Regions from separate parts of the Homo sapiens genome. Here region 1 is linked to region 2. Evidence: chromatin contacts called from ENCODE POLR2A ChIA-PET data. All regions are on one chromosome and are shown on one strand. Each heading gives the region's core, a stretch centred on a gene start or an enhancer-like site at or near the end of the contact. The rest is flanking DNA. Distances are from core to core; before and after follow the strand shown.

Region 1 (5,538 bases), core at 830-3,329, 300 kb after region 2:
TATTTTTTTTTGTAGAGACAGGGTTTTACCATGTTGCCTAGGCTGGCCTCAAACTCCTGGACTTAAGCGATCTGCCTGCCTTAGCCTCTCAAACTGCTGGGATTACAGGCATAAGCCACCGTGCCTGGCCTGTTTTACATTCCTTCCTTCAATGATTCATGATGCTGTCTGCGTGTCCCAGTGTTTCCTGGCCATTCATAGTCTTCTCTTCTGTGAACTGCCTCATCACATCTTTTGTTTTTGAATGAGGAAGCTGAGGTCCAGAGAGGTGTGGAGGTTTATCCAAGTTTGTAAACTCCAGTTCTCCCCACTGTTCCTCTTGCCATCTGTCGTGTTGGTGGCTCAGTCTCCATTCATTTCTCTTTTAATAAAATAGTACCTGTCCGGGGTTGGATTCCCCCACAGACAGACGCCGAGTCAAAGGTTCAAATTCTCCTGGAGGAGAAATCTCGTTAGAGAATGAAGGAAGCAGAACCAGGAGGGGGAAGAAGCTCTGGATGAGATTTTAGGGAAAGTCCTAGCTCAAGCCTGAACCTGGGCCAGCTCTCAGGTATGAATTCCACCTCGCCTGTCCTGCGTGGAGGCAAGGAAGCAGAGCGGTCCTGCTTCCTCACAGCTCAGGCTGGCACAGGAGGCCCCAGGGAGTGCAGAACAGGAACCTAGGCTCTGTGGGAGGGTCTTCTCTGAGGTGACCAGGGGCTCAGGAGTGAGGCACTAAAGTGCATAGTAGCTGGGCACAAGGACATGTTAAAAAGCGATGTGAGGAAGTCTGGGAAGGACACCAACATTGTCCTCTACTGTACCCCCATTTTCTTTGGGGATCCACTCCTCCCTTACCCCAGCCCAGCCTTTTGGGTTTCAGTGGAGCCTCAAGAGAGAGCCCTGCCTGGCTCAAGCAATTAGAACATTCTATCCCTCTGGCCATGACTGATTTAGGGTTGGATCCACAACACAATCTGTGCCAGTGGAAGTCAACCCAGCAACTGTCTGGGGAGAGCGGTACTTGGTTCATTTTTCACTGCTGTATAGCACTCCACTGTGTGACTAAGTCTGGCTTTATGTACCCCCTCACCTGCTGGTAAACATTTGGGTGATTTCCGGTCTTTCCAGCTACGGAAAGTGCTGCTGAGAATTGCTAAGAACATTCTCGTATGCATTGCCCAAAGCATGTGTACACCTGGGAATGAAATTGAATGCAACATTCAACTTGGCAAGACAATGCTCCATTGTTCCCCAAAGTGCTTATAACAATTGACACATCCACCAACTGTGGGTGAGCTGTTTGGAGTTTTCGCCAAACCACGATAATGTCAGATTTCTTACCTTTTGCCAATTTACTGGGTGTAAGAAGATAGCTCACCCTGGTCTTCATTTGCATTTTCCTGATTAATATGTATATTCACCACTCACCACTCAGGTTTCCTGCAAAGTTATTTCTTCCCGATTCCTCTCCCACTGTCCTTTCTCACATAGAAGTCAGCCACTCTTCTTTGTTTAAGCTCTTCCTTCTGTCTGGAAATGCCCCAAGGAAACTTTCCGCCCACGCTTCCACACCTGGTCCTGATGGTACCTCCTCCAGGAAGCCTCCTTTGATTCCCCTGTAAGGGGCAACTCCTCCTCACGGTCCCCGAGGACCAGCACTGCGAGATCCCTGAGGACTGAGTCCTAAGTGTGTTTCCTCTCTCTCCTTCCTACCCCAGCCAGGCTGATCAGGTGACTCCTCAAAGAACAGGCTCAAAATGGTTTCTGTTTCCCTCCCTCCTACTTTGGGTTTACCCCATGCTCGTGACAACAGGACGGGCACAATTATGGATTACAATGTCAATGTGAACCAATAACCCAAAACATTGCCCCCACCCTCATCCCCACAGTGACTTGCCAGAGAAATCCGGGCAGGGCGTTTCACCCCTGCCACCTCCAAAGGAAAGCCGGTGGGCACTCTGCTCACATTTTCTGTGCCTGTCGTAGAGAAGGATGAGCATGCCCATCCATCAGCTTGTCCTGGGAACACCCCAGTAGCGGGAGCGCCTCAGCTTTTCGTCCCTGCTCATCTCCACCCTCCCAAGCTCACCCACAGCCTTAGAAACGGGCGACCGTTCCCTGGCTCTGACTCAGTGTGTGGTGTTTATCTGCCTGCGAAAAACCAGAAATTATAAAAACTCAGAGAAGGCTTCACCTCTGCCAAAAAAGATGATTCCACCTCGAGACACAGCTCTCCCTGGGGCTGTGGGGTTGGCAGCTGCTGTGTTCCCGAGGTTTCAATGAAACTGAATGCCCCAAAACAATGCATGCTGATTTGCAAACCTCAGATGGAACCAAAATTTTCATTTCCCCACCATGCACTACAAAACAAAACAGAGATTTTGGCTCGGATTTTTGGCTCAGCTCCCAAACAGCCCAGTGTGAACCAGAACCCAGGCGTCCCCACGGGGTCTGTGTGTCGGGCTCTGCTTCTCCCTCCGCTCTTCTGTCTCCAGGTCCTGCAGACTGTGGAGGGGACAGGCCATAGGAAAGGATTAAGTCTCCTCATCTACCACTTTATTGTTGATCTAGAACTTTCTAGACCTTGAGGATTTTGACAAAATGTGAATCTCCAATTATTTTGTGCAGCAGACATTTCAGAGGCAGAATGGTGGGAGGCTGTTGAATGGAGGGTGCACTGGATACTTTAGGCAAATTACTCGATTGAGCATAGCCTGTTTCTCCTTTGTAAAGTAGAGAAGACAGTGCGTACTTTCTCCATTTCACTGTTTTCTTCTGTGGATCAAAATGAGACAGCATTAAAGCACTCTGTGGTAGGGGTTGTTCCCAGTCTTAAGACTTCTTGGATCATGAAACATGACACAACATGGATGAAACTTGAAAATATGAAGCTAAGTGAAAGAAGCCAGGCACAAAAGACCACACGTTGCATGATTCCATTTATATGAAATGTCCAGAATAAACAAATTCATAGAGACAGAAAGTAGATTAGTGTTTGCCAGGGGCTGGTGAGAGTGTGGTTAGGGGGGATTGGTGAGTGACAGTTCATGGGTATAGTGTTTCTTTCTGGAGTTGATGAAAATATTCTGAAAGTAGACAGCGGTGCTATATATAGTGGGGATAGGAGTGAATATACTAGAAACCATTGAATGGTACACCTTATTTTTGTTTCATTTATCATTATTATTTTTTTGAGGCAGGGTCTCCCCTTTATCACCCAGGCTGGAGTGCAGTAGCATGATCATGGCCCACTGCAGCCTCAAACTCTTAGCTCAGGTGATCCTTCCACTTCAGCCTCCCAAGCAGCTGGGATCACGGGCATGCACCACTATACTCAGCTAATTTTTAAGTTATTTGTAGAGATGGAGTCTCCTTATGTTGCACAGGCTGGTCTTGAACTCCTGAACTCAAGTGTTCCTTGTGCCTCAGCCTCCCAAAGTGCTGGGATTACAGGTTTGAGCCACTGCACCTGGCCAATGGTACACTTTAAATCAGTGAATTGTATGGACTGTGAATTATATGTCAATAAAGCTGTTATAAAGAAGAAAAGAGCATATGCTCAGATCACTAGATATTTTGAGTTTTCAAGAGAAGCAGTGTTTCAGGATTAGGTTAGCTACCTATAACAGTAACTTCACCATTACAGTGGCTTAAGTAAGAAAGAAGTGCATTTTTACTTATGGAGAAGTCAGGAGGTAGGTAGTTCAGGGCTGGTTTTGTGGCTTCTTAGAGTCTACAGGGACTTAGGTTCTTCTCTCTCCTGTGCCATTCTCAGCCAGTGGCTTCCACTGTCAAGGCCAATTCAGAGTTCAAAATGGCCACTTGTTTTTATCCAGGCAGCAGGAAGAAGAAAGGAGGAAAGAATGAAAGCCACCCCCTAACCCTTGCGCCACCTTCTTCTTTCATCTCATTGGCCAAAACTGAGTCACATGGTCTCACTTTGCCACAAGGGAGGCTGGGAAATGTAGTCTTTTAGTTGGGCACATTGCTGCGCTGTCTAAAAATCAGGATTTGTAATTAAAGAAGCAGGGAAAACATCAGCTTGGTAAACATCAGCATCTGCCACTGCTTTTAGGTGAAATTCTGGTTGGTAATTTGACCCCCCCTTTTTAAAAATACCTTGCAGAACAAACTGAACACACCTGCAGTCTGGACTCACTGCAGGTAGGCCTGCTGGATTGGCTGTGGCTCTGTGGGGAGATGGGAGTGGGAAACCTTGTCCACTATGGCTTTGCAGATGTCAGTGGTTTGAAAGCAGCTATAGTTAAAATAAGGACAGTGCTGAGTCACTGTGAGGTGGTGGAGAGAGAGAACACACAAGTGCTTGGCAAACACAGAGAGCACAAACACACGAAGTCACAGTGTGGCTCTGCCACCGCATGGTTCAGACAAAAGCTCTGGGCTCTGCACAAAGGCTCCACAGCATCCAGGCTGCTGGGCAGACAGGAAGGGGCACAGCAATCTGAGTCATGGCGCCCTTCCTGTTGTGTTCTGCGTTTGCATTTTCTTTGAATATAAACCAAAAGCATTACAAACTATAGATGTAATTTGGACATGAAGGAACAAGGACAAAAAGTCAATAATTACTCACTCTGGACATGACCTTGTCACTGCCTCACCTTCACTTCCGGCAAGGCAAGAGCCATTCACGCTACTAATGACGTCTCCCGGGAAGATCGCATAATAAGCCTTGGTCAGAAAGCTGTATTTTTTGATAGGCAGGAAGCCCATGGACCTTTACTGCAATGTGTTCCGCAGGCTGCTCTAAGTTGCTGAGAAGGCCTCTTGGGGAGAGGAAGCGGGCCTTGGGTAGGGTGGCGTGGCGCTGTCAGATGCATCATGCCTACTCCCCAGGTGCAGGAAGGCTCAGGTGTGCAAGTCCAGAGGGTCGAGGAGTGCTGGGCCAGCCCAAGACAGGCCATAGAGGTTCCAGCATTGTCCTGAGCTCGCAGAGTGACTTTCTTTTCTCATTTTCAAAAGATGAGGCTGTGCGAAACTTCTTTTTGGAGCATCTCCCTTGCTGTCAAACCAAGTCTCTCATCTTCTAGGAGTCAGTCTTTTCATGGTGGCAGATCTTGGAGTTAGACAAGCCTGGCTCAATATACAGCTCCAATTATTTATTGTATCCCAAAATGCAGTGGCTTGAAACAGGCCCATTTGATTAGATATGAATTTGGGTAGGTGGACCTCCATCAGAAGGTCTTTCGGTTCCACATGGCTGTGGTTGGGGCTCATTCAGGGGTACTTACCTAGCCACTGGTGTGGGTCTAGAGGGTACCTGGTGGCTTGGGTGGTGCCTGGAAGACTGGGCTCCTCTGGGGCTCTCCACATGGCCTTCTCAGCCCAGTAGCTGGACTTCTGACATGGCAGCTCAAAGCTCCAAGAGATGGGAAACGGACCCAGAGATGGATTCTTAGTCCACTGCTGTCTTACTCATCCTCAATTTAAAAGAAACACTGGAGGCAGTGTTAAAGATTCATACCCCCAAACAGCCCCAATTTTCCATCCCCAACCTGTATCCATTTCCTTTGAATGTCATATACAGTAGCCTTGACA
Region 2 (4,894 bases), core at 970-3,469:
TTAAGAATTCCTATGCCTCAGCCCTACATCTGAGAATTTAAATCTGAGTCTCTCTCTGGGCATAGAACCTCTATTTTGAAATCTTCCCAGGTGATTACATTATTCAGCAAAAGTTTGGAACCATTGCTTTAAGCTCTAAAACCTTCCATTTTAAGCCAGCTGGCCTTTGTCTCTAGCCTCTAGAGAGGTCTGGGCCCCCTGAAGCTGCTTCTCCCTGCTGTAGATCCCTCAGGGGTGACCGGGAGGGTGCTGGGGGTGGGGCCGGGTGAATGTTATGGGCCTCACAGCTGCATTGCTTTCAGTCTCACTGCAGCAAACAGCAGCTTGTTTTCTCTAGATCTGCCTGGCAGGCCTTTGGGCAGAAAAGGCAGTTACACCATGTGGCATGGCAGCGCCCTCTCCCTCTCAGGCTCAGGCAGACTTGGAGACCAGGCAAGCTGGGACACAGGAAGCTCCATCTGAAGCCACCAGTGGCAGCACTCCGCCCACCTGTATGCTAGCACTGCCTCTTCTCCAGTGCAACTTCTCCCGCCGGCTGTGGTGCGCAGATTTCTGAAAGCGCTCAAACAGGCTGAAGGGCCCTTAGCCCCCTTCTCTCCCTTTCCTTCTGTGTCCTCTCCTTACCCTCGCCACTTTGTTCCCCTCCCTTCTTATCCAAACATGCCTTGGAAAGGTCTCAAAAACTCATGCTGAAGGTATAAAATATTCAATCAGTATCCGTTCTGCCCACTGCTGAGCTCGTGGGTATATGGGGCACCGTTGCAGGTTCTTCTCTGAGAATTCACCAGAGGGACTTCCAGACAGTGGTGTAAAAGGGAGTGTGCACTTTTGCAGTAGAGTGGAGTCTGCAAGCCAAGAGGCCAGAGGAGCCATACATAGGCTCTGTGTGCAAGGGAAAGCAGTTCTCTCACACGAGTACTGACACTTTTGAGACCACAATGCCTGTGTACTGGGATTCAACAGTTAAGTAAATGGACGGCAGGTGGCAGGAGCCACTGTTGCACACAGTGACAAGGAACAGGCAGGCAAGGGAAGGAGGCTAGACTGATCCACGGAGGTGCTAGTGTGTTTAGTTGATAGAGACTTTAATAAAGATACATAAGGATACAGAGAGAAGTGTTTATAGATATGTGGTATGCCCAGGTTATATACACCTCTATTTCCTTGTTCCATTAGCGGAGAGGGCCTAGAAGCTGTGAGACCCGCGAAACAATGAGCACACCTGCCATCCAGATCTTGATTTTTAATGGCACTTTCCAATAAAAGTAAACCAGGGCTTCTGGAGGAAATGATCAATTCTAGGGCTGGGGCGGGAAATATACCCTAAAGGTACATGAAGCACCTTGCAATGCCAGGAAGTGCTTTGAGGCTGCACAGGTGCACATGCGGATGGGGGTGTGTCAGGGGGACATGGGAGCCGGCTGAAAAGCTCCCAGTGTCCAAAGCTGGAACACTTTGAGCAACAAAATAAATACTGTAATGTTGGATTATGGTGTAGTGTGGATGTTTGTCCCCTCCAAACCTCACGTTGAAATGTGTTCCCCAGTGTTGGAGGTGGGGCCTAGTTGGGAGGCGTTTGGGTCATGAGGGCAGATCCCTCATGAGTAGATCAGTGCCCTGCCCTGGGCGGGGCAGCAAGTGGGTTCTTGCTCTGTTAGTTTCCTGGAGACCTTGTTGTTAAAAAGTGCCTGGCAGCTTCCTTCTCACTCCCGCCCTCCTCTCTGACCATGTGATCTCTGCACACACCAGCGCCCATTTGCCTTCCACCCTGAGTAGAGCAGCACAAGGCCCTCCCCAGATGAGATCCCCAATCTTGAACTTTCCAGCCATCCAGAATTGTGAGCCAAATAACCCTCTTTTTCTTTATAGATGACCCAGCTTCAGGTATTCCCTTATAGCGGCACAAAACAGACTAAGACAAGATATAAAATCCACAAGTCCGTATTGGCATAAGGAAATCATTTAGTAAAGAAATAAATAAATGGGAGAGAAGAAACAAAATGTCCTGTGCAGAATTCCAGGTTATTTATGCAGCTACTCCTTACTTAAGGAGATGGCCATAGCTCCCCACTCCGTGTTGAGTGGTGACTTCCTTCCAGAGAGCACAGGGGTGGGGAGCAGCTCTGCAGCAGAGAAACTGACAGGCACGACCCCAGCCAGGCACTTAAGGTCATCATCAACAGTGATCAGTCGTGAAGCCTTGGAAGGATGGGAAGAGAAGGGGTATCACCTCTATGGTTGTCCTCCCTTAAACACATAACCACAGTCTAGTCGTGAGAACAACGTCAGACAAACCCAAATTGAGGTGCAGTCTACAACACACCTGATCAGCACTCCTCAAAACCATCAAGGTCACCCAAAACACAGAAGGTCTGAGAAACTGTTGCAGCCAAAAGGAGCCTCAGGGGACAGGACACTTAATGTGATGTGGGGTCCTGAGTGGGATCTTGGAGCAGGAGAACAGTAGATGCAAGCTGAGGCCACCTGAATCAAGTTGTGCTGAATGAGGTGTGAGCTTTAGTTAATAACAGGTCAGTATTGGTTTATTCATTGTAGCAAATGCACTGCACTGATGTATTAATAACAGGGTAAACTGGGTGAGAGGTGTAGGAGAACTCTTCACACACTCTTGTCTTCTTTTCTGTAAATGTGAATCTATTCTGAAATTAAAAGGTTATTTTAAAAGTTTAAAAAAAAAAACCAAAAAAAAAAGAAAAAACCTCTAGGCACAGTGTCGTGGGAGAGCCCTGTTTCACAAGGGGTAGTCCCAAAAAAAAAAAAAAAAAAAAAAAAAAGTACCATAGAGACTCGAAGAGAGAGGAAGCCACTGTAGGCCAGGCTGCTAAGAAGGACCTGGAAAGCAGGTGCCAGTGGCCTTGCCCTTGAAGGACAGGGAAGACCAGCACCCTGGCCATGAAGGCCCCAGCAGGTGTCCTGAGGCAGGACCAGGGCCCCAGGTCATGAGAGGAAAGCTAGGAAGTGGGGGCTCAGCAGGGAGCCTCACCAGGGGCTTTTTCCCATCTCCCCTGCAGCCTGGGCACCTGCCTGCTGGCCTGTGTGTCCAGGGGGGTCTCTGTTTTCTGCTTCTGCTGAGGAGGGAGACCTGGCAACGGGTGGCCCCTGAGAGACCATGCTGGGGAACAGCTGTGGAGAGTGAAGCCAGCGTCCCTCTTGGGACCGCATGTTCTGTTGTAGGACTTGTTCAGACTCTTCTGCCTGTTAAACCGAGGCAGCAGGACCAAGTGGGAACTGCGGACTGACTCAGCTGTTACGGGCGGTACCAACAGCAGGCAGTCTCCTACCTTCCTGAGTGTGATGTCTGGTCAGACCTGTGCCCAGTCTCCCTCAAGCGGGCCGCCTTCCCCAGCACTGCCCACTCACTCTCTGTTCCCAGGAGGCCTTTCCCACCATATCTGCTGGCTTCTCACCGAGGCCCTTCCCCACATGCTACCCACCCTGGCATTTGTTTAGCTTGCCCGACTGCTTGGAAGGGCAACCGTCCAGGCCAGGTTTCATCAGTTCTGTTCATTGTCGCATGACAGTCGTCGGCACCCCACAGAGCAGGTGTTGGGTAAATATTAATATTTACGAGGTGTGCGGGTGCTGTGGGCAGCGTGGTCCACCTTGGGCATGCTGCTGCGCTTTTCCAACTGGTGTCCCTGTGTATGCGATGGCAGTGATACACCTCATACTTGCGGGACAGAACATGCCTGTGTGAAAGGCCTGGGTAACGGCGCTTTCTTATCTCCAGCTGAGCTCTGTCTCTGCCCTCCCACTCCTTGGGCCTAGCTCTCTCTGTCGGGATCTCCCAGGACAAGTCTCGAGCCTTGTGCCTGGGGCCACCTTTAAGACATCTGAATCCTCCAAACCCGGCCTCCTTGCCCCTGCATCCCACAAGTGCCCATCTCACAGCAGCTATGTATGCCCTCTCTTCCCCCCGTATCATGAAGTCTGTGGCAGGCACCATGTCTTCCTCATCACTGTGACCCCAAGCCTGATGTCCAGTAGATGCCATGGAGTTAAAGGATTTGGGGGATGGTGGCCCTGCCCCGCAGCCCCAGCCCCTCCCCAGCTGCCCCTGTCCTCTGTACGTGGAACAGTCCTGGCTCCTGCCGTCTGCTCCTGCAGGGCTCACTCAGGACCGTCATCTGCATGGTTCATCGCTCCCATGAACTGAGTTCCACTTACTCCCAGCCTCCTCCCCTCTGCCCCTTTAAGGGGAGCCCAGCTCTGCGGGAGGAGGACAGCCTCCTGAGGACAGGGCTGCAACTGGGCTGTGGGTTGGTGCCACTGGACAAAGGTGTTTCAGCGCAGCCGGTGGCGTTGAGGGGGAGGGAGGGAGGATGAGGCGGCCCTCAGGCTGTGCCTGTACTGCGTTCCATCCCCACTGAGTAGCACGCGGGCCTTGGGAGAGGCTAGGCATTTCTGCTGGTGACACAGCCAACTCACTCTGTCCTTTCTCCCTGGCCACAGGAGGCCAGTGAGGCATCCTCAGCCCTGGGCTGTTTCCCAGCGGTCCTCCGAGCTCAGACAGCTGGGATGGAACTTGGGGTCTCACTAGCTCCCATGAGCTTTGGGAGCTGTCCACTTGGGGACTCCCCAGGGTTGGGGCTGGAACTGTTTCATGCCCTGGGGGGTGGCAACTTGAGGCTGCCCTTGCAGACGGCTCCTGGCCCTGCCCTGCAGTCTCTTCTTCCACTGATTGGTATCCCTGCCTGCCCTCCCCAGCTGAGTCCATCACTAGTGGTATAGCTCTCAAGGGTCTGTTTTCTATGAAGACAGGGACAGAAATGCCAGAGAAAGGTAGCTGGGGTATAGGTCAGGTACAGAATTTTTGAAAAGAAATTTGCCAGTAGCTGTTCTCACCCTGGCAACCACCATTCTACTCTCTATG

Evidence for each region. ChIA-PET counts read pairs that join two places held with the same protein, here RNA polymerase II (POLR2A).
Region 1: POLR2A ChIA-PET joins it to region 2 with 12 read pairs in activated T-cell. The contact joins two enhancer-like sites. POLR2A ChIA-PET finds 5 or more read pairs at or near these places in 2 of 52 experiments (activated CD4-positive, alpha-beta T cell and activated T-cell).

The regions. Positions count from the first base shown.
Region 1 is chr17:17,412,357-17,417,894 of GRCh38, forward strand. No RefSeq gene overlaps it. Among named protein-coding and RNA genes, the nearest start is that of MED9, 62 kb to the right of the region's middle. RefSeq lists a silencer at 39-333, an enhancer at 4,195-4,339 and a cis regulatory region at 4,262-4,272. Within about 2 kb of position 2,080, at least 9 of the 41 ENCODE cell types and tissues checked have a DNase peak (open chromatin) inside an H3K27ac peak, as active enhancers do.
Region 2 is chr17:17,108,457-17,113,350 of GRCh38, forward strand. All of the region lies in intron 3 of MPRIP (myosin phosphatase Rho interacting protein), which reads left to right. Among named protein-coding and RNA genes, the nearest start is that of MPRIP, 68 kb to the left of the region's middle. RefSeq lists an enhancer at 1-354. Within about 2 kb of position 2,220, at least 16 of the 41 ENCODE cell types and tissues checked have a DNase peak (open chromatin) inside an H3K27ac peak, as active enhancers do.